2 separate regions of the Homo sapiens genome follow, and region 1 is linked to region 2. A link is a loop called in an ENCODE intact Hi-C map of the cell type or tissue named here. Cell type or tissue: psoas muscle. All regions are shown on one strand. Each heading gives the region's core, and the rest is flanking DNA. Links, peaks and the distances in the headings are about the cores only.

Evidence for each region. Peaks named below come from ENCODE experiments on the same cell type or tissue, not always from the same donor. Only the 100,000 strongest peaks of a DNase experiment are listed, where the experiment ranks them.
Region 1: a loop joins it to region 2, with 6 times the contacts of the local background. A loop is called at or near these places in 2 of 110 quality-filtered maps.

Annotation. Positions count from the first base shown.
Region 1 is chr9:13,890,501-13,906,428 of GRCh38, reverse strand. All of the region lies in intron 6 of LOC101929507 (a long non-coding RNA gene), which reads left to right. Among named protein-coding and RNA genes, the nearest start is that of LINC00583, 30 kb to the left of the region's middle. In psoas muscle, for the core only: no CTCF peak of the experiment used is centred there; no DNase peak of the experiment used is centred there; H3K27ac peaks cover 4,155 bases.
Region 2 is chr9:13,839,303-13,855,230 of GRCh38, reverse strand. All of the region lies in intron 7 of LOC101929507 (a long non-coding RNA gene), which reads left to right. Among named protein-coding and RNA genes, the nearest start is that of LINC00583, 81 kb to the left of the region's middle. In psoas muscle, for the core only: no CTCF peak of the experiment used is centred there; no DNase peak of the experiment used is centred there; H3K27ac peaks cover 831 bases.

The DNA of each region.
Region 1 (15,928 bases), core at 4,303-12,302, 51 kb before region 2:
GATCTGCTCAGATTGAGAAAGCTGTTTTCTATTTCTAGTTTTCCGAGAGTTCTTAAAAAAAATCTCAAATGGCTGTTGAATTCTGTTGAATGCTTTTTGTATATCTATTGAGTGCTCATATACTTTTGCCCCTTTGGTTTATTAATATCATGCATCATATCAGTTGATTTTTTTAGTGTTAAACTAACCTTGCATTCCCGGGACAAACTCCACTTGGGAATAATGTGTTATCCTTTTTATATATTGTTGTGTTTGGTGTCCTAATACTTTGTTAAAGAATTTTGTGTATATCCCCTTGGTCTTTAGTATTTTCTTCTTATAATGTATTAGTTAGGTTTTAGTATCAGGGTAATATTATGGGCAATAAAATGAGTTAGGAAGTGTTCTAAACAACTTTATTATCTGAAAAAGTTTGTGTAAGATTGGTATTTTTTCCTCAAATGTTTGATACAATTCACTGGCAAAACATTGAAATTTCCTTCGTGGGATTAAAAAATTTACTCATTCAATTTTCTTACTAGAGATGTCTTTTCATATATATGAATATATAAATATGTAATTTCCCCCTATTTCTTCTTCCATCAGTTCTGGAGTATTGTAATTCTTATAAAAAAATTTAAATTTTATCTAAGTTGTCAAATTTATTGGCATAAAGTTGTTTTCTTGTGTTCATAAAACTTATAAGTGGCAAAGAGTAAAGTAACCCAAGTCTTCTGATCTCATGTCCAGTGCTTTATGTACTATGCTACCACATGATACAAATCATGACTTTCCTAATTTGGCAAATATTTGTTTTCCGGCTATGTACCAAAATTTTTGCTATGCTATGGAAATACAGATTATTAAAATGATATCTTTGGATTCAAAAATCCCATAGTCTAGAAAAGGAGATTAACTTATAGATAGATTCTGTGTTTTTTGCAAAGTGATAAGGGCTACCATAAATTAATATTACAGATGAAGTGATTAATTACCTCTGGAAGTAGAGAAATCAGAGAAGGGTTTGTAGAGAGGATGATATTTACACTTAGCCGTTTTTGTAGGAATATTCTAGGCAGACAAATAATTCAAGGTATTGAAGAATAAATGTATAAAGGAGCCAAGATGTGAAAAAGCAGGTTGTGCTCAAGGAAGAATGACAAATTTGTGTCAGTGGAGGTGAGTTCGGTAGAGTTTCACATGTGGATGGGGTCAGATTTTGAAAGATCTGGCCTTTCAGAGGGAGTCTAGGATTATTCCCACTAGCACTAATGGTTTAGGTCTCTAGAATCTATATTTGTGTGTCTTTTCCACTTTATAACTCCTGTCAACACAATAATGACAGAAGAAATCACTAAATATAAATGTTAAGATTCTCATCTATTTCTAGGCTGGCAGTTGACTCACCATAAGCCACTTGCTTAGAGGGTTAATCCTTAAGCTGATTATTTATCATGGAGCATTACCACCTCTCATTAAAAGGAACCTAGATTTGCTTTACAAACAAATGTCACTCTAATCTAGAGAATGGGTAGGCATGAGCTGGAAAAATTGTGTTGTTATAATGATTCACTGCCAGAAATTCTCCCCTTTTCTGGGACAGTGAGCCAAATTTACTACTCTGTTCTTGAGCAGAAAGAATTTATAGTCAAAATAAAATAACAACAAAAACCCTTTAGGGTTCAAAATAAATAATCTTAAAAGTTTGGAAAGGATACTCTTCATGATCTTATTTTTTTTTTTGGTTTGTTTTGTTTGCTTTTTATTTTTAAAACAAGTTTGATAGTTGGCTTAAGTTTGGCCTGCTGACCAAAATAATGCAAGTTAAACCCTTATTACTTTGGTTTACTTGTTGCTGAGAGGTTCTCTAAAAGCACCGATTGGTTAAAAAGAGAATCACAATGACCTGTGGTGCTGGATTGCAAAAAAAATACGCAACCTTCTCAGAAAACTGACAAGCCACATATTTGTTAACCTGTTTGAACTGGTGAAGAAACACTGACACACTGTTTTCCTAATGCTAAATTAAATCGATGGGCTTATATCATGAACTATAGTGAAATCAGCTTTTATGGCCAGTAGCAAAAACATAACATACTGTTAAGTCTTTGAGGCAGTTGAGAAGCGATAGAAATGTGTTATTATATGGTTCTGTAAAGTACCCCAAACAGCACCATTGATTAAATTTGTTATCAAAATGTGACCTAGTTCAGGTACCTAAAAGGGTAGTTATGAGATCTCCTTCACTTTATTCTTTCAGATTAATCAAAATGTGCCAGTAATTTAGGTCTCTAAATACAGGAAAAATCAGGAAATTAAACGTTAGCACATTATAGAAACGTGGTTTGGACAAACGAGCTCACTTCAGATATTTATTTAGCAGAGGATCAAGGTACAACTCTACTTCTTTTAGAGATGTAATCTTGGAAAAGTCTCTTCACTACTCATCACTCACTTCTAATCTGTTCTTTCACACTCTTAAGAATAAAGATATTGTAAATTGTTTATTGATAAACAATAAAATAGTAAATTGGTAGCCTGTACAACATTCAACACAATTTTTTATACATTTATTAATGTTTGTTAATCTCTGAATGGCCAGATTGGTGACCTAGAAGTTGAACATAAAGGTTTTTTTTCTTGTCCAGTCTGAAGACAAATTCAGCTCTTTCTTACAAAGTCTTACTTCCTCAGATGTGCAGCTTTTGTAGTTTCCTGGTCCTTTCTTCCGCATAATTTATTGAAAACTGAATTAGAATAATAAAGATTGCCAACAGTTGTGAGAGCTTTACAGTCTATAAAGCACTTTCATAGACCTTGTCTTTTTGGATCCTCATTCAACCCTTTAAGGGATGATTATATTTCCCAGTTTATAATGTGGACACTGAGGCTAAAAGTGGTAATAACTTGTGTAAGATCATTTAACTAATACCATAGTCCAAGGCACTCATATTTTCTACTACAGTATGTTTGCTGTATGCATATATTCCAATATAAAATTTAGGTAACCATGAAATTCATCATCCAAGTTGGGACATTTTAGGGAGCGAAAGGAGGTGACATAAATAATTATGCCAGGACCATAGACATAAACTGTGACTGTCTTGGGAAAATATGAACATATTGGTAAAATCCCTCTTGATAAAATCCAAGTTTTATGCTACTGGATGATCTATATGAAGTCTCTCAGTCTCATTTTTTAGACCTCCTTTGACAGATAAAAGTATTATTTAAAAACTGAACTTTAAAATTTTCCAGAAAGGGAATATAAATTTAAAAATACTTTTTGACACAAGGCCAAAGAACACAAGATAATTTTTGATTTTCTAATTGCATTCTTTCTCCTTGTATAGGAGATAACTTGTCCTTTACTCCTCAGATGAATTCCCTGAGATACAATTTGGGTCAATTCTGAAAATGCCCACCAAAGGCAAGAGCCATTGTATGTTAACAAGATGACTAAGAAACATATTGAAAGACTTTATAAAAGTTTACTAAACAGGATTTTCAAGGCAGCCTGGGATTATTTAACAAATGCACAAGGTTCTGGAGAACATAAAGTGATTTTTAAAGATTAAATGCTGACTGCATCTGTTGTCTTCTGTTTTCTATCTATATTCATTGATAACAGGCCAAACAAATATGCAAAATGTATCCAATCACAAGGGAATTTATAGGCCTAATGAAGGATTTCTTTGGAATTACTTTCAATGAGGGGGGAGCAGTAATGAGCTGAAAAGGTATTTCAGATTCTTGTGGATGTTTCTAAAGAGTTTTTCTTTTCTCTGCTCCCTTCTCTCCACTCTGCCCTTTTCCTTTTCCATTTCCCTTTTTCCTTTTTCTTTTTCCTTTCCTTTCCTTCTTTTCTTTCTCTCTCTCTTTGTCTATTTTTCTTTTTCTCTCTTTCTCTCTCTCTCTCTTTCTCTCCTTCTCTTTTTTTCTCTCTCTCTCTCCCTCTTTCTCTCTTTCTCTATGTCTTTCTCTCTCTTACTCTTTCTTTCTCTTTTTCTCTCTTCTCTCTTTTTCTCTCTCCCTCTCTTTCTCTCTCTCCCTCTTTCTCTCTTTCTCTATGTCTTTCTCTCTCTCTTACTCTTTCTTTCTCTCTTTCTCTTTCTCTCCTCCTCTCCTCTCCTTCTCTCCCCCTGCCCTCCTTTCTTCCTTTCTGTCTTTTTCGATTTTTTTCCTCTTTCCCTCCTAAAGCCTAGCACTGGACTTTGGACTTACAAGGATTCCAAGTATACAGTAGTACCCCCTTATCAGCAGGGGATGTGTTCCAAGACCCCCAGTAGACGTCTGAAATTGTACATAATACCTGACTATATACTATGTGTTTTTCCTATATACATACCTATGATGAAGTTTAATTTACACATTAGGCACAGTAAGAGATTCACAACAATAATAATAAATATAACAATATACTTTAATAAAGGTTATATGAATATGGTCTCTCTGAAAATATTGCGCTGTACTCACCTATTTTTGGACTGCAGTTGAACACAGGTAGTTGAAATCGTGGATAAGGGGGACTACTGTGCTTGCTAATGGATTATTTGTTTTTGAAAAAAGTGAGCAAGTAGTTGGCCAATCTTCCAAAAAGTACCCTTCTAGATCTCAACTTTTCATCATCCTCCACAGCAAAAGGAATGGAACAACATTGTGCAGCACTTCCTAAACTGATATCAAAGAGCCAGTTAGTGCTATCTGACAATTACCTTTGCACCTCATCAAGGAAGATTCTAGGCAAATACAACCTCTCATTATGTCTTGGCAGTGGACAATTTCTGGTCTTCCTAAAAACAAAATGTAAATCACCTCAATAAAACTTACCCAAGACATTCTAGACTTAAGTGGGGCTTGGTGAGGGAGCAGGCAAGAGAGTCTATTTTTACATTTTAAAGAGAAGACAAAATGGTGGATAAGTAACTGAGAAAGCTTCATGTTACACTTCATGTATTTCCTTCCTCCTTCCGTGAGTCAATTTAACAGTGAATGAAAGGGATCAAACAGATAATACTTCTAACATGGCATCTCCTCTACTTTTGTTTTGTAATCCTCGCTCCAGCAGTTGCTACTTGTGTAACCTTGGGTGATTACTTAAATCATCTGTAAAATGAGAGTAAGAAGAGTCCTCCTCTCAGAGCGTTATTACTGGGATTGAACATGGTAACACAACTAAGGCCCTGGAACAGTGACTGACACATAGTAAATATTCAAAATTATCTTATTATTCAATTTATTATGCAAAAAGAATTTTTTTTGATGATGTCTGTGCTGTTCCTGTTCTTGTCTCATGCCCAGGGTGACTGTGTTGCTTCCTGGGTAATGTTCTTTTGGAGATTCTACCAAGGAATCCCAAACCCCAAAGTCTTACTCCACGTGCTCAGCAGTGCTCAAAAGGCCTTTAACAGGGAACAAAACCTCTCACCCCTCAAATGCTTAAAAGGCAACTCTGGCTTGAGTCCAAAAAAGATTTTTTAAGAAAGTAATTTTTGACACTGATAAGGCCAGAGAGTCTCAGGTATTCCCTGGAAGAGAGAGCAAAGGCAAAAAGAAAAAAAAAAAAGCCACATCCCACTGTACCAAAACAAATCTGAACCTCCTCAAAATTTCACCAACATTTCATTCATTCGAAGCTTTGAATAAAAAGCAAGAAAGTAACACAGCCCACAGGGCATTTTTTGGGACAAAGAAGATTCATTCCCAGGGCTGCAGATTTCCTGACACCTGGGGATATGTTAGTGCACATGAATAAATATTCCATTGTTTTGAGGATCTCTTTGTAAGTATCTTGCTTCAAGAATGACGGGTGACGTCAATCAGGAAAAAATCCCCAGTGAATCCTAGGACTTATTGCTCCAATTAAGCAAGAAGACACGTTAGAGCCTGAAAGATTGGGTAATAATTCATACCTGTTGTGTTTCGATGTTAACTGTGAGCCTAAATGTAGACTCTAACCTCTCTTAAGCATAATTTTTTTCTACACAATAGCTCAAGGCCTTGAATATTTAAGAAAATTACATATAAGGAAATGTTAAAAAAAAATCTCTCTGAAAAAAAGTACATGGCTCATGAAAAATAAATCTGGGTAAATTAAGTTATGAAAGATGTATTTCAGTTAGAGCAGGAGCTTTGAAGTGCATTTCCTGTGCAAAAACAAAAACTCGGCTTCCTAGATGATAAATTGCCAACACAATAGCCTTTCGGGTATCACAGGAGCTTGCAGTTTATCTGGGCTTCCAGGTCACCCTGGGTTTAAGCCTGACTTACTGTCACCCTCCCTTCAAGGGTACTGGGACTTCTGGTGCGAGGCAGCATTTAAAGCCCTGGAAGAATGTGTTTCTTTTTGTGAGGAAGTATCTTGCTTTTTCTGACAGCTGCATCTGGCTGCCTGTTGAGCCTAGTTTTCTTCTAAGAAATGATTTTTGGAATAAGGACCGGAAGGCCTTACTCAGCTGACGAGGAAGTAGGATTATACAATAGCCGTGAATGTGGAATTTGGAAACAAACGTCCTGGGTTCAATCCCAGTTTTGCCAATTCCCTAGTAGGGTGAGCTTGGGCAAGTTAATTCATTCTTTAAACTTCAGCTGCCTCAATTGTAAAGGGGATAAGACTACCTAAGAGAGTTCCAGTGAGGGTTAACATGGAAAAATGGAAATAAAGAAGCACTTAGTGTATCACTGGGCATAAAATGAGCCCTCGAGGAGAGTTAACTATTATGGTTAACTCAAAACATGTTAGGATATAAGATATTGGTAGGGGTTCTTTTGATCAATGGTTTAACTGAACTACAATCAGAATAGATTTACTTATATATAAATAAACAAAAATTATGAGGGCCTTCTATAGACAAGAATAAAGCACTCTCAAGCTTTTGCAGGGGCTATTGCCCTCAAGTAGCATGACTCTAGTTGAGTTGATTAGACATGCATCCGCATAACAACACCAAGTAGAAAGTGGCAAGCTATAAGAGAATGTAGTTAAAGTGCTACTGGACTTAAGAAGAAGGAAGGATTATAATCTAGTTGAGGGAAGTCAGAGAAGACTTTGCAGATGAAGGTCCCGTGGTGAACATCTCTTTATTTTTCATATATTGACAACAGGGTTCATATGATTATATTGACTTAAAAATTTCAGACTGGAAAGATCTACCTTCTATAGTGTAAAGATTTGGACATGTCTGAGAGAGTTCAAGCTCAATGTATATTCTCTGATTACAGTAATCTCGGGCCATAAAAGTCAGTATCGCTTTAAAATGAGAATCAGGTTTGGCTTTTCCCCAGAGGACAGTTGGCCATTTGCCCAGTGGTCTGTGCAGTAACATACTTATACAAACTTTCCTAGTTTGAAAAGAAAGGGAGGGAAGCAGGGGAAGAAAACAGAGGGAAGCAGTGCTGATCTTTTGTCTGTAAAAACACTGTATGATGGCCAGGTGTGAAGAAAACTTGCTCAGGCTCTCAGGCAAAGTTGTGTTGCTCTTGGTGGAAACAACGGAAACTTTTGTCGTCGTCTTGTCCTCTCCTGTTCTAACTCTCCTGCTATCTTCTTTCATGTTATTTGCCATTCTATTCACTCCTTTGTTCATTCATTCATCAAATATTAAGTTTCTAGTCTTGGAACTTAAATGCTGCTGTAGAGGTAAGAAGATGAATACAGCTAGGTTCCTTGTTCCAATCACCCTTATAAGAAAGGCCAGCAATACTCAGGAAGAGTTATAACCCAGGATACAGGGAGTGGGGTCTTGCTGAAATGCTGGAGCGGCTGGCTTTGCTATATTTCTTCTATTTTGGTGTGTGTTTCCCAGTTGACCACCTCTTTGATTTTGTATGCTGCTACTTCATGCTTCCTACTCTTTTTTGTAAGTAAGCAGCTAAGCCTATATCTAAAAGCATTTTTAAATTTGAGTATATATATATATATAAAGATTCCTCTCTTATTATAATAAGTTGAGTTGAGTTATAGGCATGAAAGGGGAATTATGACAGAGTTGGGAAAAACTGATTGGGAGCATATTATGAAATAATAACACAGAGGTAAGTTTTGGTTGTGTTGTAGAAGAGGAGAACAAATTCGTTTTTCTCTTCTCTTCTCTACTCCTAGAAGCATCTAATCATGACCAATTTTATGGAGGGGCCGCTATTTGAGAGGATTTTAAGAGTAAGAGAAAGGCCCTAGTCCAAAAATATTTCCCTCTTTGATTCCAGAAATCTTCAGATAAGTGATTTAATTCTTTGTCTCAATTACTGCCCTCTTTGGTCCTATTATTTTTTTCGAATGCAGGATTATATGGGAAATCATCAACTCTTGAGAAAACTGTCTCTTAAAATCACTTTCCTGTAGAATTGAGAAAGATGGGCAAATCAGAGTTTTGTTTTTTTATAAATATCATCTAACTCCATTCATTAGACTCTGTATAACTATGAAAGTACAGACTGTTGCATTCATTTTACTTCTTTCTGTGGAACTCTGGACCATATCTGTGATGAAAAGTAAATAGAAAAAATTTAACTAATGAATACAAAGCCTAAACATGTTCACCGAAAATATCTACACAATTGAGATACAGTTTATTTTCTGGCCCCTGATCATCAGGATAACTGCCTTATTTGTTCCTTTCACTGTACATGTGAGAAGATGGCATTGAATTATAACAAAGATTGTTATGGTCTTCAAACCACTAATAGAGAGCTTATCCAGTTTTGCAAGTTGGATCAGTTGACACGAGTCAGAAAGCTAGAATACATTTGCATTCATTGGTTCAGTGGAGTTTCTCGCTGAAGTATGTTGTGCCACATTATCTCGTCACTGCTTTATAACTGACATATGCCCAGTTGCCTTATATACTTTAGAAGCAACTGTCATTTTATCTTGAAGAACAATTAAGTCTTCTGAAGGCTAAATGTTTCCAAGGAAGAAAAAAAAAGCCAGACTACAGTTTAATTTATTGAAAGTTATTTATAATTTAGTACTTACTGTCCTGAAAATGCCTGTCCCCTTGGAAATATGATTCAGATGCCCTGAACTGAAGAAACATTTTCCTTTTTCCTGTGTAAAATGTGAAACAAAAGACAACTGAAAAACACTTCATTAAAACAGTTCCTTTGTCCTTTTGACAATGAAAATTGAAAAGAGACATGCCGGTTTGGCTATGTGGGTGGTCCTTTTTCTATGCTAACCTTAACATGACCTCACAGAAATCACTAGAAGTTATTTGATGGTTCTAGAGATTTTAAAAATATGTGTTGAAAGGCAATGGTTCCATGAACTCAGGGATTTCAGAAATGTCATGTTTTAAGAATGAGATTCCAAAGGCTGAAAGATCTGCCCAAGGACTTCTGCTCTGCCCAGACCTTAGTGTACTTAGGACATAGCCCGTTTTCACACTTGGACACGCTTTTCTCTAGTCATGTCAAGCTCCTCGGTTATTTACATCCACTTTTTCAAGGTCTTCTATAGGCTAATTTTGTCATCAACTGCATGTAATTTGTCTAGGTCAATGTACGTATGATATGATTAAATGAACTTAAAAGTATGTTCCCCATGGGAATATCGCTGACATTTATTTTTTGGTTCAGTAATTCTAGAACATTTCTAGTCTTATAATGTCCTCAGCTTCTTTAGAGTGAAGCAAAAAAGATTTGATTATCTGATGAAAAAAATGAAGACTAGATACGTATTTTTGGTTCCTTTTAAGTTTCTTAGTCTTTTAGAGTTAGTTTTCAATATCTAAGGATGGTCTGAGAAAAGTCAGTCCAGTTACTAAAAAAACTGTTTTCTGATTAATCTATTTTGCTAGTCAGACAATTCAGTCTAATAGTTTTGAGAAATGAAAAATGAACCATGTACTTTTGCCATTGGTTAATATTTCTCTGTTAAATGAAATTTGATATTTTACCTCTAACTATATTACAGTGCTGCTGTCCAAAACTATCATATGGTAAAAGCCGTCTTCTTTTTGTGCTATTGTAAAGTATCTTTGTCTAGTTTGGTTGTAGAAAAACCAAAAATAATAAAAAAAAGGGCTCTTGTTTTAGTGATACAGCCCTGGTAAGTAGCATATAGGAAACCTTCAGGGATGTTGTCATAAAGTCTTAGGAAATGTACCTTTCTTCTCTAAAATATCACAAGATTAGAAAAAAAATAGCTTCTACACAGCCTTCCTGTAAAATGGAGTCACTGAAATATGTATTTTTTAGCACATTGTATAACTTTTATTATTCATCTTGATATGAATCATGCTTTTAGAATGTTTGGCAGGTCTTTGAATTTAAGTTCCCAAATGAGTATTCAACATAGATTAATTAAGACTGTTATTTCATGGAGTATAAACACAATCGCTTATTAAAACATATTTATTGAAGATAAACAATTAGGTAATAGAAACCAGCTCCAGAATATAATATGACTAATGAAAAAGGCAATTGATTACAAATGACATAATTACTGAAGGTTAAGAGCTATGCAATTGATATTGCTTGTTATTTCTTATGTAGACTTTAATAAGCATTTTGATCATTATTTAATGTGCAATTTATTACATCCAAACAAAGAGTTACTTTCCAACTTGGTACACGTTGCCTTAACAGTGCTTAGGGGAGTTGAGAAGCTTATAGCTTTACCCTTAGGATTGAGGAAAGACATTGACAAAGAATGTTAATTAAGGGTTACCGATTGTATTTTATTTTAGAAAATGGAAAGAAAAAACCAAGGTCTTTGATTGGCACCTTCTGCCAACTTTGTGACAAATGAGGATCCTTACATACTGAACAGTGGCCACTCAGTTTCCACAGAGAGAACTGAAGACTACCATTTGAATTTTTGTGACTTGCTCTTTCCTAAGGAATTCTCTAAGAAATAATTTCATTACCATTGTCACCCCAAGGGGGTTTAACGGGAATTAGTAGCTTTGTTTTGATTCTGGCATTAAAATGGATATTTTCCCCCAACTTCTCTGTGGTTCCTTAGTTTCCATAGTAATGTGATATGCTCCGTGGTACTGAGAAGAGGGTGAGACTTAAAGAGGCACAATCAGTAATTTATGACCTCAGTTTTAGACTATGGAAATAAGGATTATGTTATGAAGTTAGAATAGTGTGGATAGAATTAAGCCCTTTCCCAGGGGCTTAGGGGATCTGAGAGATGGGAATTGGAGCAAGGAAGGATAGAATATGCTGAAGACAGGTTTTTTTAAATGCTATTATAACTTTAATTTTCAGTTCAGGGGTAAATGTGCAGGTTTGCTATATAGGTAAACTGTGTCATGGGGGTTTGGTGTGCAGATTATTTCATCATCCAGGTAATAAGCATAGTCCCCAATAGGTATTTTTTTCTGATTCCCTCTTCCTCCCACCCTCCACCCTCAGGTAGCCCCCGGGTTCTGTTGTTCCCCTCTTCGTGTCCATGTATTCTCGTTACTTAGCTCCTACTTATAAGTGAGAACATGCAGTATTTGGTTTTCTGTTCCTGTGTTACCTGGCTTAGGATAATGACCTCCAGCTCCAACCATATTGCTATAAAGGACATGATCTCATTCTTTTTTATAGCTGCATAGTATTACATGGTGTATATGCACCATGTTTTCTTTATTCAGTCTACCATTGATGGGCATTTATGTTTATACTATTGTGAATAGTGCTGCCGTAAACATATGCATGCATGTGTCTTTATGGTAGAATGATTTACGTTGTTTTGGGTATATACGCAATAATGGGATTGCCGAGTCAAATGGTAATTTCATTTTAATTTCTTTTAGGAATCACTACACCACTTTCCGCAATGGGTGATCTAATTTACAGTCCCACTGGCAGTGTATAAGTGTTCCCTTTTCTCCACAACCTCACCAGCATCTGTTATTTTTACTTTTTAATAATAGCTATTCTGACTGGTGTGAGATGGTATCTCATTGTGGTTTTGATTTGCATTTCTCTAGTGATCAGTGATGTTGAGCATTTTTTCATATGCTTGTTGGCTGCATGTATGTCTTCTTTTGAAAAGTGTCTGTTCATGCTCCTTGTCTACTTTTTAATGGTATCGTTTATTTTTGCTCCAGGAGAGTCTCAAAATGATGTTTCGCCTGGATGTCAGTCTGGCTACAGCTTTTACTCTCCTGAAGGGGTAGCATTCAGCACAATTGTGAAAATGATGAAGTGGGTGTTTGTGTACGTAGTATTCCTGTGCTCTTTGTTCTCACTTCTTTCTGGCTCTACTCACTTCAGATGTTACTAGATGTTGGTAGTACTTGTCTTCAGATCACTATAAGCTTCCCCTCCTTCCTGCTTACACACATGCCAGTGTGTACACACACAGACAAATGTATATATGCATACACTGTATAGGTAACTCTTATATGTCTAGACTTTCTTCCTCCATGCTTAATTCCTAATTTAAAAATTTATATGTTTGATGTATTCTCTCTGGGCTCTGCTAAGGGTAGGAAACTATTGGAGTGGTGAAGTTATAAGCATTCACTTTGGGTTAGAATGCTTTGGATTTCCCTACTTTGACCCCTATTCTAATATCTATATCTCTACTACTTTGACAAAACCAGTTTAAATTCTCTAAGCCTCAGTTTGTTTTCTGGAATTTCAGAAAAAAATTTAAAAAAGTCATGTCTAATCCTTAGCATTATAAACAATAAATTAGATAATTCATATAAAGCATTTACTTAGCACAGTGTCATCCACATAGTGTCCCATAAACATAGAACAGTTGGTTTCCGCTATTATTGACGAAGAATAAGCTACCCTCATATAATCAGATCTTCATGTAGGTGTGACAAGTCAGATTATTTGCCTCTTGCACATTGAGACATCAAGGCTTATAGGAGCTATTATCCTTCCTGAGTTCCTTATACACTTCTCACTCCACAAGTCCAGCTCAATCAAATTTTTCAGCTCTCTTCATAGTACTTTGCTAAATGCAAGGGGGCTATATGAAAATGAATAAGAACTTTGCCTTGCCTTTATGCACACCTGAGATTTTTTTTTAACCTTCAAGATTTTCCTTATTTCATCTGACATAAATTTGACAAATTTCTTGTTTTGAAATTGGTAGGAGAGGGCAATAAGACTGGGCAAAAATGTGGAGGAGAGGAAGGGCCGACAACAGAGTTTATTCAGGGGTTGTCTTATTCATTTTTGAATCCTCAATATATTGTTAAAGACATGGTGCTTAAGGTGCTCAGTAAGTATCAGTTGATCTGTGAAATGAATGAGTGAATGAATATTCCACCAAATGTGCTAGGTAACTTCTTGCTGGGTGGAGACCATTGTCCTCTGAATTGGTCTGTAAGGCTTCCAATGTAGAAGAGTACATACCCAGGTCCTCAACGCAGTTGTTGTGACAGCTAATAGCAGAGTCATTCTCATATAATTCTCATTTTATATGTCACTAAAAATTGGAATCTCCTGACTCCATGTCATCATAAGAAAAAGAATGCGAACAAATTATTTTGTCTGAGTTTCTCTTTTAAAGCAAGGGATCTTAACCTGGAATTAGAAACTTCAGTGGCTCTATGAGTTCCATGAAATTATTGCCAAAACTTTGGGTGCATATGCAAATTTTCTGGGGAAATAAATCATAGTTTTTATCGTATTCCTTTTTTTCTTTTCTTTTTCTTTTTTTTTTTGGATGGAGTCTTGCTGTGTCTCCCAGGCTGGAGTGCAGTGGCACGATCTTGTCTTGTTGCAACCTGTCTCTCTTGGTTTCAAGCGATTCTCCTACCTCAGCCTCCTGAGTAGCTGGGATTACAGGCGTGTGCCACCACACTGGGCTAATTTTTGTATTTTTAGTAGAGATGGGGTTTCGCCATGTTGGCCAGGCTTGTCTCAAACTCCTGACCTCAGGTGATCTGCCCACCTTGGCCTCACAAAGTGCTAGGATTACAGGCATGAGCCACTGTGCCCAGCCAGTTTTTATCATATTCTTAAGGGACCCAACAACCTTTAAAATGTCACCTTTGAATTTATAAATCTCCAGATTCATAAAGCAAGTTCTTAGAGACCTTCAAAGAGATGTAAACTCACACAATAATAGTGGGAGGCTTCAAAACTCAACTGACAGTATTGGACAGATCAGAGAGGCAGAAAATTAACAAAGATATTCAGGACCTGAAATCAACACTGTACCAAATGAACCTAATAAATATCTACATAACTCTCCACCTGAAAACAAAAGAGTGTGCATTCTTTTCATCTGTACATGTCACATACACTAAGATCAACCACACAATCAGATATTAAGAAATCCTCAGAAAATGGAAAATAACTGAAATCATACCAACCACTCTCTTGGACCACAGCACAATAAAAATAGAACTCAAGACTAAGAAAATCACTCAAAACCATACAATTAAATAGAAATTAGAGAGCCTGCTCCTGAATGACTTTTAGGTAAATAATGAAATTAAGGCAGAAATCAAGAAATTCTTTGAAACTAATGAGAACAAAGATACAACATAACAAAATCTCTACACAGCTAAGGTAGTGTTAAGAGGAAAATTTATAGCAGTAAATACCCATATTAAAAAGTTAGAAAGATCTCAAATTAACAACCTAACATCATAAATAAAGAACTAGAGAACCAAGAGCAAACCAACCCCAAACCATTCATTTGAGGGCATGTACAAATAGAGGCCCCTAATTCCATTGGCATTCAAAAGAACCCAGTCAATGATAGTCTAGTTCAACTGCTCAGATTTAAATTTCAAGTCTGGGAGACTACTGAATTATTCCATCAACTTACATATTTTTGAAATATGGATCTTAGCTAATTGTTAAATCCCAGATTGCACTGAGAGGGTTTGTTATGAATTAGATATAATATGGGGTAGAGTTTCAACTAAAGTCTCTAGGGAAAGGAATCTAAATTTTGGTGAGAAGGAAATGTTGGAACTAGAACAAACCAAACGTGTCTTATGGATTGATGAGACAAACAATCAGTATTAATTTAAGAAGGACATTTGTGGGTCAGTGACTCTGTGCAGTCTCTTCTGGAGACACAGCCAAGAACTCTTCCTTTAAAAATGTAATACACTAGTAAGAAACTTTAGGGTATTAAAAGCTGTTAGGATGGGGTGGGGGAGACTTAGGGCAATAGCACATCAGCAAATGACAATGGAAATAATCTTTATATTTTTCAGCTTTCATATTTGGGCCTGTGGTCATCACTCTGACATTGACAAATGACAGAATTTGTACTTCATTCGGACAATTTTCACAGATATAGCACAGGTCTATGTCAGGCTTGTCTTACAGAAAATACTACTATGTGTTTTGAAAATGAGCTTTGTGAGCACCTACAAAATATATTTCTCCCTGAGTGGAAAGAAAGATGGCAACTCTGGTTCAATAGAAGGTGGATAACCTTTGAAATGAGAAAGCTTGGTTTGAATATCAACTTTATTGCTTAGAAGCAAGCTGGGTGAGGCTGGTAAAGAGGAATTCTGACTGAGCCTCAGTTGCTCCACCTGTAAATTAGGGATATTAATGTTTAATTCTGGGGTTGCTGAAAGGCTTAGAGGTTAATGCCTGACTTCATGAATAGCTCCACCTGTAAATTAGGGATATTAATGTTTAATTCTGGGGTTGCTGAAAGGCTTAGAGGTTAATGCCTGACTTCATGAATAGTAGGCAACTAATAAATGGTAACCGTTATTAATAATATAAAATTGATATAATTCATTTATATGATGTTAGGTAATAAAGTGATTCATATAGGTGAATTTTGAGGAATAGAAGCTTTCCTCTTGAAATGCTAAATTTTTAATTTTTAGCTGCCTAATAGAGGTGAGGTAGGATCTCATTGTCGTTTTTTAAAAATTTAATTATTTATTATTTATTTTTTTGTAGAAACAGGTCTTGCCATGTTGCCCAGGCTGGTCTCAAACTCCTGGGCTTAAGCAATTCTCCTGCCTCAGCCTCCCAGAGTGCTGGAATTATAGGCATGAAC
Region 2 (15,928 bases), core at 4,522-12,521:
TTTATTTAAACTGTGCTTATTGTTACTAATACTTCTTTGGGCATCATTGGATTTTATGGCATGCTAGCAGAAGCAAAATAAATTATAATTTAGTGTTGGAGAATTTGAAAATTGAAGACATACGTCACGTAGTGTTGAGAATAAGAACTCTGAGGTCGGACTGTGCATGTCCTTGGGAAATGCATTTGACCTCTCTGTGCCGAGCTATCACGTGGGGATAATTTAGTACCAATCTTAGGCAATAAGTGAATTAATGAATAGGAATAAATTAATCAATAGGATTAATTAATGAATCTGTATAAAGTGTATAAAACAGTACATGGCGTAATAGTGAATGCTAAATAAATGTTAACTGCTATTACTTTAAACTTTTAAGTATGGCATTTAGTGTAGCACTCACCCATGATATCACAATTATACGTTTTTCCTAGATATTAATTCTAAAAATATTAAGGTTATGAAGCAATAACAGGTCAAAATAATAAATTTTCTGGTAAAAATCTTACATATAGATTCATGAGCAAAATTGTACATAAATTAGGAAGCAGACCTAAAGCTGTCACATTTCTAGGTTTGATAGAAATGAAAGAAGTCACTCAAAAAGGATCCCTAGTTCTGGTTATCAGAGAAAATCCAATTTAAAAATGTAATCATTTTATTTATCCCCACCACAGACTATAATAACAGACTTCCAGTTTCTGCATTTTTTATTTTATTTGATTGCAGTTTTCTGGAGCAGTATCTAACTATCCCCTTGGGTGGATAGCAAGGTCTAGGCTTGGTCACAGGTCCAAGCCAAGTTCTCTAATCCAGCGTTTGTCATAGTAAGACTGATGGTTTGATGCTGAAAAGGAAAATGTATTTGCATTTTATTCAATGGAGACAGAGAATTTGGTCACTCAGCGGAAAGAAATGGTGCGCACAAAGGCCGAGGAATTGAAAACTGTGAGGTACGTTTGGGAATCAAAGTCCAGTGTGATTAGAGCAAATGCAAGATAAGGCAAGTTCATCTCTGAAAGGACTTCTGACTCCTTCGGTTACATCAGGACCACAAATGAGAAGAGGACAAGTGCTCCTCAAGATACTTATTCTGGGATGTGCTTGGAACACCGTCATCCAGGATAGGAATATGAGGTGGCTGGGCCATCTGAGTCCATAACCCTGAACATATAACCATGAACTCTATTGATTCATGAGAGCAAACAGGTGGAGTGGGAGGACTACTCAGTCAGGGAAGCCCCAAGCATCTGGGTGGAAAGGGCTCAAAGTGTCCTGGAGTGAGCTCGTTACCTTCCCTAGGAAATTAGCTGGTGTCAACTTCCTGATCAGTGTTGGGACAGAGGCATTGGAGAGAAAAGATATATTTTGCTCTGTGTACAAATACTTGGCTCTTTGCCTTCTGGGTGCAGCTGAAATGCTTTAAGAGATTCAGCCCCCACACCTGGCTGGCCTCATGTCCAGGGCCATCAGGATAATTCTTTGCTGTTCCTAAAGAATTCTTTTGGTCTGACCACTGCTGCTTGAAAATGCACAACTATAGATGCCTTTATTAATATCTTAGGCTTAAAGGTTTGTTTTAATGCAAAACTTAAAGATAATTCCTGCTGTTTCATACCCTCCCCTGCCCATGCCACACACGTACTCAAGAAGTTGTTGATTTAATGGAACTTGTGCTGGCTTTGGATTAAAACTAACCTGGGATTGAAACTTATTTGCACCACTGATTGGTTCTTTGCTCTGTTCTTAAGCTTTCTGAGACTCAGTTTGCTGATCTATAAAATGAGAATCGTTAATACCCACTTGAGGTTTTCTGGTGAAGATGATATATTTTTATGTAGCACACAAAGCATCTAGCAGAATGCCTGGCACATAGTAACCACTCAACAAATATCATAACTAACTGGAGCCTTGAGGTCAGGTGAAGCATTTTATGGCATGTGTATTTCATAATACCTTCATGGATTTTTTCAAGAACATTAAACTCTAGGGATCTATAATTTTTCTCTTGGAACCATTGGGGACAACAACCTCCTGAACTACTTTCCAGACTGGTGTGGAGGCTTGATCTGTAAACATCACTTTTCCTTAATAACCTCCTGATCTCAGGCCTCAGCCTGTGGAAAGTTAGACTGTGAGTAGAGCAGAGATTCTGGGGATAATGGGCAGTTTTTTTGTTGACGTCTTAAGTTGTACACTGGGAAATAGAGAAAATGCCTCTGTGCCTCCTTGGCTTCTCCTGTGACTGCTGGCCGCCCATCCCACTCCCACCTCCGCATCCCCCACACCTTTATTTAGAAACCCTGTTCATTGTCTTCTTGTTTCCCTTCATTTCTGGTTTTCACCATTTGCTGTTGACAAGAAAATGTGAACAATTATTTGTATGTTAATGATCCCCAGAACCCTGGTAGATAGTAGTTAAATATTGTTAACTGCAGAGTTGTGTGACACTCTCAGTGCCTAGGGAAAAGATCTGGTAACAATACTGCCCTAGACATTCTCATACCTGCCTCTGGCCCTAGATTTTGCTGACTTTTTCTGTCCTGGGTTAGAAATTTTAGGTCACCTGATAAGCCCCTGGAGTTCTTTTAGTGAGGATTGGTTTGCTTGAGGGAAAACTGGTCATGATCTGGAACTTGCTATGGAGGTCAAGCACTTCCTTAATCTGTAGGGAGGCTGGGGTTGTTGTATGTCTGTCAGAAATCATTTAATCCCTTAGGCTAGCTCCAAATCTCTCTTCTCAGTTTCCTGAAAAACTCTCCAAAGATATGTTCAGCAGAGCCCACCTTCATGGAATATTTTATATCTATGGTTTACAAAACACATTCATGCAGTTTTGGAAAATAGCAAAGGGTGCGGACTCAGAACTCAGTTTAAATCGTGCATTTGCCTTGAGTAGTCATATGAATTTTGGCACATTATCTAATATGTCTGAGCCTTTTTCGTTTTGTCTTTCAAATGGGCATACTAGTGATTGTTTGAGATGACCATTAAATCAGCTAATATAAATAAGGCACCTAAAAAGATAGTAAATGTTAGCTTTTTGTTGTCTTCTTTTTCTTAATCATTTCCTTCATTAATCTATGCTTTCTCTGTAAAACACACATGTGCACACACATACACACAGATTTACATGAGGCAATTAAATGAACTATCTCAGAGAACCGATAAGAAGTATTCCAGAAAGTCATTTTCTTCCTGGCAAAGGGCAAATGGTTCCTTAAAGTATCTCCTATTGGAAAATGGGGCATTTGCTGCCCATCATTTCTGGTTTTCACCACTTTGCACACCCAGTGTTGGCACAAATGAATGTAATGGCAAACAGGGGCAGAAAGGATTACAACAATAATAAGCACACTGTGCACTTTATTTTATTTATTTTTTTTTTTTTTAATTTTTTTTTTTTTATTTTTTGAGACGGAGTCTTGCTCTGTCGCCCAGGCTGGAGTGCAGTGGCGCAGTCTCGGCTCACTGCAAGCTCCGCCTCCCGGGTTCACGCCATTCTCCTGCCTCAGCCCCCTCCCCCGAGTAGCTGGGACTACAGGCGCCCGCCACCGCGCCCGGCTAATTTTTTGTATTTTTAGTAGAGACGGGGTTTCACCGTGTTAGCCAGGATGGTCTCGATCTCCTGACCTCGTGATCCGCCCGCCTCGGCCTCCCAAAGTGCTGGGATTACAGGCCTGAGCCACCGCGCCCGGCCCGCACACTGTGCACTTTAAAAGCTGGATTTTGATCTTTGGGGATGTAGCCTGGAGGTCAGTGAGGCCCTGTTGCAAAAGCTGCCTCCAGCAGGCTTGGGACCATTCATAGGTTGTTGCCCGCAGAATAGGATTGCAGGATCCAGAATCATTACTAACTGATGTCTGTGATTCAGAGCCACCTGAGGGGCACAATTCCCTTCTACGTTCAAGTCTGGGAGGAAATGGGGTGAGCCTTGTTATTTCAGTATCCAAAAGTCTTACCCATCACATTTCATAGACACGTGCAAAGTTCTTTACTGAAGGGTTAGGACAATTTAGAGAGATATTATAATATAGAAAAAAACAAAGACTACAAGTCTAGCTAACTCAATTTTCTCTTCCATCTCAAAGGAAAGACTCCCTAAGCCTTAGCTCTTCACAAGTAGATGACCCTCTACGGGGATCTCTCACATTCCAGGCTTTCCTGCTTTAATGTTTATACTCATGCTCCATATGCTTACTTTTAAAGTCTCTCACTGTGATATTCCTAAAGACTTCCTAGAGACATTGCCACTTCTTTCATAGCACAAAGTCTTGCCCTTTTGTGAATCTGGAAATACTGAATAGCACCCTGTACTTTGGCCAAAAGGGTAATACTTCTTGCTGTTCCCCAAAGTGGGGGCAGGCAGAGAAGAAGGATGGATTTCAGTCTCGTGAGCAATGGTAAGCATGGATACAAAGGCAAGTTTCTTTGCAAACTTTCCAATGCTAGTTCCTTTACTAGTTGAGCTATTAAATAAACATTTTCTCAAGGGTAAACATTATTTTTTTTCTTGAAGGCAAGACTATTTAACCATGATGATGAAAGAATATTTTTCTCTTACTAAGGCATGGCTCTTGTTCTTGGAAGTGATAGTTTTCATTTTTTGCCTGTAGGGATGTTTGCTTTGTTTCTGTTGACCTGTAGTGGTCTGGCATTACAACAAAGAATTTAAGAGCTACCCTCCATGTTAATCAAGGTTTAGGGTCAGCTTCTATTAAATTGTTTTTATGAAGAAATATCCTGTGACGTTGGTTCCCACCTCACCCTGTTTCCAATACAATGTTAACTTTTGCGTTTGATGTACCACCTCTTAGACAAACATGAGATCATTTGCAAGGGGCCAGTGTAGATCAGAAAGGGATGGGAATTTATTGGTCAAAGATGATCAAAACATGATCCGGAACACAGGCTATCTAAATCTATTACTGGATAGCTAGTTAAATTTGTACTAGTTAAGAAAAATCGGTAAGTTGATTTTGGCCAATGAGCTACAGGAAACTTATTCTCTAGATTGTAAGATCTGGTAGCATTTTTTTTAACTTTTACTTTAGGCTCAGGGGTACATGTGCAGGTTTGTTATATAGGTAAACTGCATGTTGTGGGGGTTTGGTGTACAGATTATTTTGTCACTCAGGTCATCCGCATAGTACCCAATAGGTAGTTTTCTGATCCTCACCCTCCTCCCATCCTCCACCCTCAAGTAGGCCCCAGTAACTATTGCTCCCTTCTTTGTGTCCGTATGTATTCAAAGCTTAGATCCCACTTATAAGTGAGAACATGCAGTATTTGGTTTTTTGTTCCCGAGTTAGTTCACTTAGGATAATGGCCTCCAGCTCCATCCATGTTCCTGCAAAGAACATGATCTCATTCTTTTTTATGTCTGCATAGTACTTCATTGTGTATATCTACATTTTAAAAATCCAGTATATATGGTAGCATTTTTATTGGGCATATCTGCATGGAATATCTTTGTCTCATTGCAGCCCTAAGCATATAGGAATGAGATTAAAGTGAAGATCTTCAGTTCCAGCTCAGTTCTGAGTAGCAGAACTAAGATATGACACTGCCTGATCCTGATTAAGGGTTTTACCAATACCTTAGAGAGACAGAATTGATAGTTTACAACAGACCCCCATATTGTATTGTGTTTTTCTGTGTGTCCATATACATTTAAGCACTAGGTAATTATTTGAAGACACAATGTAGTACAGCAGATAAGCACCTGAATTTGGGGTTGGCCAGACCACTGTTCAAATCCTGATCCTGCCATTTATAGATGTACTGAGCAGTTTATTCTGTGAGTCTTGTTTTTTTTCATGTCAACAATAAAGATAATAACACCCAGTAATTTTAGAAGGATTTAATAAAATAATGTATAGAAAGTACTCAGCACAGTGATTGCTGTGCTATGCCCATAATAAGTGGAAAATATATCTATGTTTTCAGTAAGTCATTTATAGTTCATTTTATAAGGTAGTTAAGTCATTCACAAAGAATATATTTAATATCTTGAATTTTTTTTTTTTAAAAAAAGCTCTGCAGTTGTCCTTAAATAGAGATTCCTGATTCTAGTGACAATTACATTTTAGATGATGTTGCCCTGGGTGGGAAGGCTAAGTAATAGATTTCTTATTGAGAACTAAGCCTAAATAGCTATTGTCTACTTTTGGTTACTATTTATCTAAAAGCAATCTCTAATTTTTTTTTTAGAAAATTGGGCATAGGTCACTTAGGGCATCTTTCCCTACAGTACAGTATACTGCCCATTATAAAAGATATGGTTTCCCTAAGCATGAGCTTCTACTTCTACAACAAAACCCACTAGAACCATTTGTGTTGCTCCCGTGATACTGGGGGACAAGGGAAATTTACAAATATATTGTTCTTGCTGCTTTCTGTGCTGTGAATAATAAACGTCTTTGTCTCTGACTCAAAAGTCTTGTGTCTTCTGCCAGCATCCATGAAACTGTACCAGGCTAATTTGTAAGCTTGCAAGTTGAGTAAAATCTCAGGCCCTTCACATTTTTTGACAAATAATAATGAAACAACTGCATCTTTTTTGTAGGTGAATACTTAATTATTTTATTGTTTATACAAAGTGCTTTAGATAAACTATTCCATAATGTGTTTTTCCAATATCAGAATGTCATTTTACCTTAGTCCCTAAGAATGACACTAATGCATAAGATACATAAGAGTAATGGGAAACATTATGGACAGCATTCTTTCATTGCCTAAGTCAGGCCTGTGTAGCTGTTACTCTCCGGGGAAAACTATGCAAGGCTGAACTCACCTTTATAGGTCACTGGGCTTCAGCTCTGCACATTACTTCATTAGGATTTCAAATGTGACCTGAGTGCCCTGAAAGAATTTATTGAACCTCCAAATGTATATTTCTTGTTAAAAAAGGCATAAACAATATACTGGGAGAATGTGGCAAGAGATGGGTTATCCCAAGGCCAAGCAAGTCTTTTGCTAATGAGGAAGGGGAAAAACCTGTGGCTTGATCTCAAGATCAACACAGAGAACTGATATATGGGAGCTGGTAATAATGTTTTGGAGGAAAATCATTCCTGAGGAAATATGAATGGTGGCAGAGGACAGCAATAGAATTATGAGATTTAATTTAAAAATGATCCCTGGTAATGTAGACTGCCAAAAAATTGGCTTATACCCTGTACTATGTATAACTTTTGGAAGTAGTTTTGTAACATGCTTGCAGAACAATTGGCCTGTATTTCTCTGAGCACACAAATATTTTTCCATCATTAACAGTCACACTGTATTCTATACATAGAAGCCATTGACTGTCAACAATATTTACATTTCATTGTGCACATTTTTTGTTTCAGATAGTATAGGCAGCTTGACTGTTTTTATCAAGTTGAATGGCCTTTTATATTTCTTTTTCAGCAATTATTTTAGGAAGTCATAGAACTGCCAAAGAAGAAATATAAAAGCCCACACAACTTGATAAAGAAAAATAAAAATTAGCAAGGAGGTGAAACATCAGTAAGGAATTTAATATTGAGGATAATTTGCCCTAAAAATGGAAAAACTATTTGCCTGGGGTCTAGCTCAGTAATACTTGATTTTGCAATATGGCTGTATTTTACAATCTTATCAGTTAGAATCACGCCAAAGGGTTTTTCTCAGGTCAAAATAATCTGAAGACTTTCTTCATGTCCTTCAAAAATCCCCACCTCCACAGTGAAGGTTGCCTCAGTTGGAGACAAATAAAGGATTCTAATTAGGGCCCTTGGGAGTCTGCAAAGCAATTGTCTGAAACTGTTACTCAACTTCATGAGCTCATTAACAGGCATCTCTCTGTCTGAATAATCGGAGAAAGAGCAGCAAGTTCATTTTGGCCAAGCAGCCATGGGCCTGAGAGAATTCATGTTTGATAATAGAACATTACCTATTATTTCAGATAGGAATGTTTGGGTTCAAGCAACAAACAGACTCTAGGTAATGTCAGGAATGGAAAAACAGGGAATTTATTGAAGGCTATGGAACTATGGGATTGAATAAAAAGCTCGAAATGAAGTAAGACCAGTCCTTGGAAAGAAGAAGCAAGGAAGCTTTTGAAATCTAGAGACAGAACTTATAGACTCTTTAAGGCTAGGATGTCAAGATGTCAGAAAGAAAAAGTTCTAGCCATTATGAATCCTTGTGACACTTTGTTCAAGATTCAAATTTCAAGAAGAGAGAAATTGATTGGCTTGGTTTTGGCCAAACACATACTTGTTGACAGAGAGGAAAGGACAATTTAATTGAGAATCCCAGCAGTCTATGTCCAATAAAAGGTTACTTACCCTGAAGGAACAGGGCAATGTTATCAATGGTATGGGGAAGGGATACTGGGTAGGCAGCAAGAGCAGATATTCATTACACCTAAGAAGTTATTAACCACTGTGCCGTGGATTTTGGATCATCTGACAGACCTAACACTGCCTTTTGTGGAGATCTGGGGAAAGTATCTGGGTCCTCACAACTCAGTGCACATTCTTGGTGCAAGAACCATGGACTGTGATTACACATCTAGTCCAAACATTTGAATCTTCCATTAATTTTTTTCTCAGATTTCTACATCCTTAAGGAATTAAAAAAAAAAAAAGCAGAGTGGGGTTTAGTTCTTTTACTGGCCTGCCTTCTTGAAAGCAGGTCAGATATTCATGGCTCAGAAAGCTTTGGACTAACAGCTGTGGCATTCAAAAAGCTCTTTGTACAATTCCAGGGAGGAGATGTTTTATAAAGGTGAATTATGGATTTCTTAAATTGGCACATGGCTATATATTTTTTATTTATGGAGTACAATGTGATGTTTTGATAATTGTGAAATGATTGTGTGTCAAGCTAATTAATATATCATCTCCTCAGATATTTTTAGTGAACACTTGTAAAATCTATTATTGTAGCAGTTTAAAAATATATAATACATTGTTATTTACAATGGTCATCATGCTGTTTGTATTCCTTCTGTCTAACTGAAATTTTGTACCCTTTGGTCAATGTCTTCCCCATTCCCTCACTCCCAACCTTTGGTAACCCTCATTATATAAATTTGACTTAAATACTTCTGTAAATTTGACTTTTTTAGCTTCCCCATGTAAGTGAGATCATATAGTGTTTGTCTGTCTTTTTCAGCCTTATTTTACTTATCATAGTGTCTTCCAGGTTCATCCATATTGTCACAAATGATAGGACTTTTTTTTTTTAAGGCTGAATAGCATTACATTGTGTATGTATACAGAATTTTCTTTATCCACTCATCCGTTGATGGACACTTAGGTTGATTCCGCATCTTAGCGTTTATGAATAATGCTGCAATGAACATGGGAATGCAGATGTCTCTTCAACATACTGATTTCAGTTCCTTTGGATATATACCCAGTAGTGAGATTGCTGGATCTAATGATGATTCTATTTTTAGTTTACTGAGGAACTGCGATAGCATTTTACACAATGGCTGTACTAATTTACATTTTTGTCAACAACGTTCCAAGGTTCCTTTTTCTCCACATCCTTGCCAGCACTTGCCATATTTCACCTTTGAGAATAGCCATTCCAACAGTTATGACATAATATCTCATTGTGGTTTTAATTTGCATATCCCTGATGATTCATGATGTTGAGCATTTCTCCTATGTCTGTTGGCCATTTGTATGTCTTTTGAGAAATGTCTATTCTGGTCTTTTGCCTATTTTTAAAATAGAGTTATTTGATTTCTTGCTATTAAGTTGTTTTAGTTCCTTATATATTTTTAATATTATCCCTGTATTTGATATTTGGTTTGGAAATATTTTCTCCCAATCTGTGGGTTGTCTTTTTGCTCTGGTAATTGTTTACTTTGTTGTGCATAGGCTTTTTAATTTGATATAATCCCATTTGTCTATTTTTGCTTTTGTTACCTGTGCTTTTGGGGTCATATTGACAAAATTATTGCCCAGACCAATGTTGTAGAGCTTTTGCCTTGTATTTTCTTGTAATAGTGTGGCAGTTTCAGGTCTTGTGCTCAAGTGTTTAATCCCTGCATTAGGTATGAGATAGGAGTCCAGTTTCATTCTTCTGCATGTGGATATCTAGCTTTCCTAAAACTACTGCCCTTTTTTCCATTGTGTGCTCTTGGCACTTTTGTATCTGTTTTTATGCCAGTATGATGCTGTTTTGATTATTATAGTTTTGCAATATATTCTAAAGTTAGGTGGTATGAGGCCTCTGGCTTTATTCTTTTTGCTTAAGACTGCTTTGGATATTCAAAGTTTTTGGTGGTTACATACAATTTTAGGATTTTTTTTTCTATTTCTGTGAAACTATTATGAGTATTTGGATAGACATTACATTGAACCTGTACATTGCTTTGGGTAGTATGGATATTTTAACAATATTAATTCTTCCAACCCATGAACATGGGATATTTTTTCATTAATTTGTGTCTTCTTTGATTTCTTTCATCAACGTTTTACTGTTTTCAGCATACAAATCTTTCACCTCCTTGGTTAAATTTACTTCTAGATGTTTTATTTTTATTTTACTTGACGCCATTCTGAATGGGATTGTTTTCTTAATTTCTTTTTCAGGTAGCTCATTGTTAGTATATAGAAATGCTACTGATTTTCGTATATTGGTTTTGTATCCTGCAGTTTTCCTGAATCTACTTACCAATTCTAACAGTTTTTTTTTTGTTTTCTGGTGGAATCTTTAGAGTTTTCCATGTATAATATCATGACATCAGCAAACAGTGACAATTTCCCTTCTCCCTTTCCTACTTGGATGCTGTTTATCTGTCTATTTATCTGGCCTAATTGTTCTGGCTATGGGCACATAGATATTTTGATTAGCCCCAAAATTCACAGATTTCCAAAGGAGTAGAGTTTGAGTGGTGAAGCTGATTCTTTCACTGGTATTTTCATATTTTGCATGCGATGGAGACTTTCATATTATTATTTGTCATCTGAGATATGACAAACCATGAGGGTGTGGTATGAACAATATGGAGTACTGAAATGCATTAAAAAACTAGAGCGGATTGATGGTTGCAGTTCCACAAGATCATTTTGGGTGATTTGTGGAATGGCAAATGGAAATTATGCCACCTCAGTGCTTGGTTCCCAGGCTAGGGAAAGCCTGTCATAGTTGGTATTCACATTACTTTCAAAGTTGAAACTTCAGTGCTAAGCAAATTTTGGATTAAAATAAGATATTAGTGGGCAGAAGAAAATATGTCATTCACTGGGCACTTACTAAGTGCCAGACATTGCTCTAGGGCTTCAAGGTCCAATGCAGTAGCCACTAGATACATGTGGATATTAGGCACTTAAAAGGGGGCTAGTGTGGCTGAGGAACTGACTTTTAAATTTTGTTTAATCTTGATTATTTTAAATTTAAAACACTGATACTTGGTTCAGTTTTTGGAAAACTTTAAGTACTTTTGGAACAACCTGGGTATGTGAATCTGTTTTTTCAACTGAAAATCTTAAGAAATCTAAATATAGATCAAGCATTTCCTATGAAAATTTAGTGTCCAAATTAAGGTGTATTGTAAGTGTGAAATACACACTGGCTTTTGAAGACTTCATAGAAAAAAAATGAATGTAAAATATTTCATTAACATAAGCTTTTCTACTGATTGGGTTTTGATATGATAATATTTTGAATATATTGGATTAAAGAAAATATGTTGTTATAATTAATTTTCCCAGTTTCTTTTTGCCTTTTTAAAATGTGGCTACTAGAAAATGACATATGTGGCTTGCGTGATATTTCTATTGGACAGTTTCTTTCTAGGGGCTTTGACATATGCCATTTTACCAAATCATTAAAATAACCCAGTATGGTAGGCACTACTGTTCCCATTACTATAGGAAAGGCAATTGAGTGAGGCTCAGAAAAGTTATTTAAGTCTCTCAGGTGTTACATTTCTTATAGAGCAAAGCCAGGATTCAAAGCCAGGTTTGGATAGCCCCACTTCTTCTTTGTTTCTACTCTGTTGTGTTGTTCCTGGTTGCTTTCTTTTAGGAAAGCCATGAAGAGCTTGCAGTTCTGTCTTGATTCTTCGTAATAAATAAGACCTGATGAACCTATTTATGAACAGGAGGCAGTTTGAAACAAAAATTACCTTCTCTTCAAATGGTAACTGGAAGAATATTTGAATTCTTGCAAAACGAATGAACAAAACCCATTTACATGAACAGAGTTTTACAAATTAACACAAAAACATATTTGAAACATTAGAGAGCAATTTGCCTAGCCAATGGGCACTGATTATTTAGTTTAATATCTTGGGTTGGGTTTCTTTGTTTTGGTTTTTTTTTTTAGAGAATTTGAAATTGTGGGACCATTCCGAGATCTAACATCTCTGATGATGATGATGATGATGATTCTTCTTCTTCCTTTTTAAAAATAATACAAGTAAGGTTTCCTTTACAAAGATGGTGTTGATTCCACATTAGAAATTCTCAGTATTGCATTTGTTATATTAATAGCTTTCAATATATAATCATTACAAAGAATGCAGAGACATGCCCATTTTTTTGATGTGATTAATTAAAAAATAAGCTTCCTCTCCTTTCTACTTTGTCACTTTTTCCATGTAGCAGGAGTTAAGGAAGGACAAAGCTTTCCTCTATCACTTGCACAATTGGTGATGTTAAAATGGCATAGACTTGATTTGAGAGGGACTATACCCTAAATTGAAGGAAGGAAGCTAACTGTTCTCTGAAGATTCCCAAGCTCACTGACCCAGTGAGGGAAAAATGTGTTCACAGAGAGTGAGACAACTATGCAGCAAATCATCTCTTCCAGGGTGTTGGGAGCCAGCTACAAAACTTGAAAACAGACTCATCTGTTCTGCACCTGCCTGAGTACTGGCGTTTCCTGGACTAGTTAACTTGCCTTGATCATGGCAGGATTAGGCAGGCTCAGAACTTCAGTGACACTTCCCTTTGAGGAAATGTCATACGACCTATGACAAAAACCAAAAACAGGTGACTCTAGGGCAACAGGTCCTCCTCTGCCTGGAAGGTTTGCTTGTCAGCCTCCTGATGTCACCTCTCTTGGCTATATTCTCCATACCATCACCCAGGGTATAGGAGAGAAGGTGTTCTTGCCAAGACCACATGATTGGCATTCTCTGCCTTGGCCCTTTTATCTTTCCCCAGTGCTGGCCCTCCCTCACCCTGCCCTTGCACTCAGCAGAGCAGAAGTCTGCTTGAGAGCCTTGCTATTTTTACTTCTCTGTGAGGGGATCTCAGGTTACAAATTATATACCGATGAGGTAAGTTACAGGTATGTAGACTCCTGTTTCTAATTTAGCTTGGCACTGGTTTTGAACGTTAAACAGTCTCTCAGTCCAGCTCTCCCTGCTTCCACTCTCCTCCCATCTTTGGCATCACGTTCCATCCTGATTCTGAGGGTTGCTTTCCTTTCCTGCTGGATCTCCCAACGTTCGGGCTGCTTGCAGAGAGGAATCAGGGGAGTTTAGTTTTGCACAGGGTAAAGTTCTATGCTTATTCCCCAAAAACTTGGCAGTGGCAATGCTATTTAAACACACAGGCCCCCAATAGATGAATATTTGTAAGATATTTTAGAGGCTTTCAATCGCTTTCACACATATTGTCACAGTTAAGTCTTGCCTGAAAAGACTGGAATCACTGCAATTACCTGTAATTTGCAGATGAGAAAATTAGGGCTCAAAGAGGTTAATGATTTGACTAAGAGTCCATGGCCAAGATGAAGTTCAGAAGCGATGGATACATAAGGAACAAACTTCTGGTGGAAGGTCCTTTCCTCCAACCTCAGGAGTCTGGAAAAGTGGAATCCTTCCCTCCTTCTTCCTTTTCTTTCTTCCTTTTTTTCTTCTTCCCTCCCTCCTCCTTTCTCTCCCTCCTTCCTGCTCTCCCTCCTTCCCTGTCTTTCTCCCTCTTTCCTTGTTTCTGTCTTTTCCTTCTGTCTTTTTTCTTTATCTGGGTCTAGACTAATCTCTCAGGTTTTAGGTTAAAATGGCTCTTCCTGAAGCCACCCGTGTGACAAGCACACCCTGTGCTTTCTGCATTGTCTTATGAATTTGAAATTTAATATGAATTTAGTTGGAATAGACATGTTAGAGAAAAGGTGACATCAACATTAGATTAAAACACTAAACAGGGTTTTTTTTTTTTTTTGAGACGGAGTCTCGCTCTGTCGCCCAGGCTGGAGTGCAGTGGCGCGATCTCGGCTCACTGCAAGCTCCGCCTCCCGGGTTCACGCCATTCTCCTGCCTCAGCCTCCCAAGTAGCTGGGACTACAGGCGCCCGCTACCACGCCCGGCTAATTTTTTGTATTTTTAGTAGAGACGGGGTTTCACCGTGTTAGCCAGGATGGTGTCGATCTCCTGACCTCGTGATCCGCCCGCCTCGGCCTCCCAAAGTGTGGGATTACAGGCGTGAGCCACCGCGCCCGGCCTAAACAGGGGTTTTTAAGCATCAGAATGCAAATGCCTGCTTATTTCTGTTTCTTAAAAACTTAACATGTCCACAAACACAATTAGCATTTAAGCAATATTTTCATGTTAGCTTCAATAACACATTGTGGGACTTCAAAGTGCTTAAATGGCATTCTACCTATCATTAAGGTGTTTACAATAAATAGAAGAAATATTACAGATAATTTTGAAAATAAAGCAAAACTATTCCCAATCCGATTTTTGCTATTTTCTCAGCAACTCAGAAAAATTCCTAGGTAGGGAGAAATGGCTTTAATTTGCATATCTAATTTCAAATTGTGGCCATTGTATTTTCATTATCTATCTCTTTTGACATGTCTGTCAGTAACCTACTTGTTACGCATACAGACACGTACTCGTACACATGCACGCAGTGTGGCATCTCATTATTCTCGAAGCTCTCAAGGGCCTGTTTTATATTGTTAGACTGTAAGATTGTGAGCTGCTGAAAGGCAGGAACAATGCCTCTTCTTTCATTTCACTTACTCATTTCCTTATTTCTGCTAGGGTTGTGTTGTCTATGCTGCACAGCCGAAAGAGCAGGGGGTTTGGTTTATGCATGGGTCAGACAAGTTTCTTACTTTTTTTGTGTCTCCATTTCCTCATCTGTAAAATGGGGATAAAAGCATAAACCTAGGTGATAGGGTTGTTGGGAACACTAAATGAGAGAATTGTGGCATATAGTCACTGTTCAACAAAGACAGACATATACGTTTAATATTTTATATAAGCATACTTTTATATCCCCCCACATTAATTTACACTTGGTACTTACATAGGTAACTCCTGAACAGCCTCATTCCTCCTCATGCTGCCCCTAACACTCAAGCACTGACTAAATTTTTTTTCACATGAATGAAGCAATGACTTAATAACGGTGAAAGTGTTATACTGAAGCTTTCAATTGATGGCTTTCCCTTACACCACAGGTCTAGATAGTACTTGGGGGAAGGGAGTGTGTACTGTTTTTGAGAGAGGCTGAGGATTTGACAAAGGACCTCAGAGAGCACCAAAATAAAGATAACCCAAATGGAGAAACCAGGACTAAAAAGCTATTGAATTTCACATGATTATGTCAATGTTCTCTTTTCCTCTGAATCATTTGAAGCTTTGGAAGGAAATTTTAGACATAAATAACTTTAATTTGTACTCTTCTTATGCTCAATTATAGCATGGCATCATTTTTGATGAATACTTCATCCAGACTGATTCATTTATTTCTAGTAGAAAGAAGGAATGGGTGCGACTCTTGCTCATTCATTATTTTTTCCCTTATGAGGAAAACAAAATAGTCTCATAATTAGGGGATTTTATTGTTGATATTATGATTTATTACATTTCTCATATGTATGTTCTTAACTTTTTTGAGGTATAATTTAGGTACAATACATTGTCCCAGTTTGTGCATTTTGATGAAGTTGGCAGTTGTGTACAGTTGTGTAACCA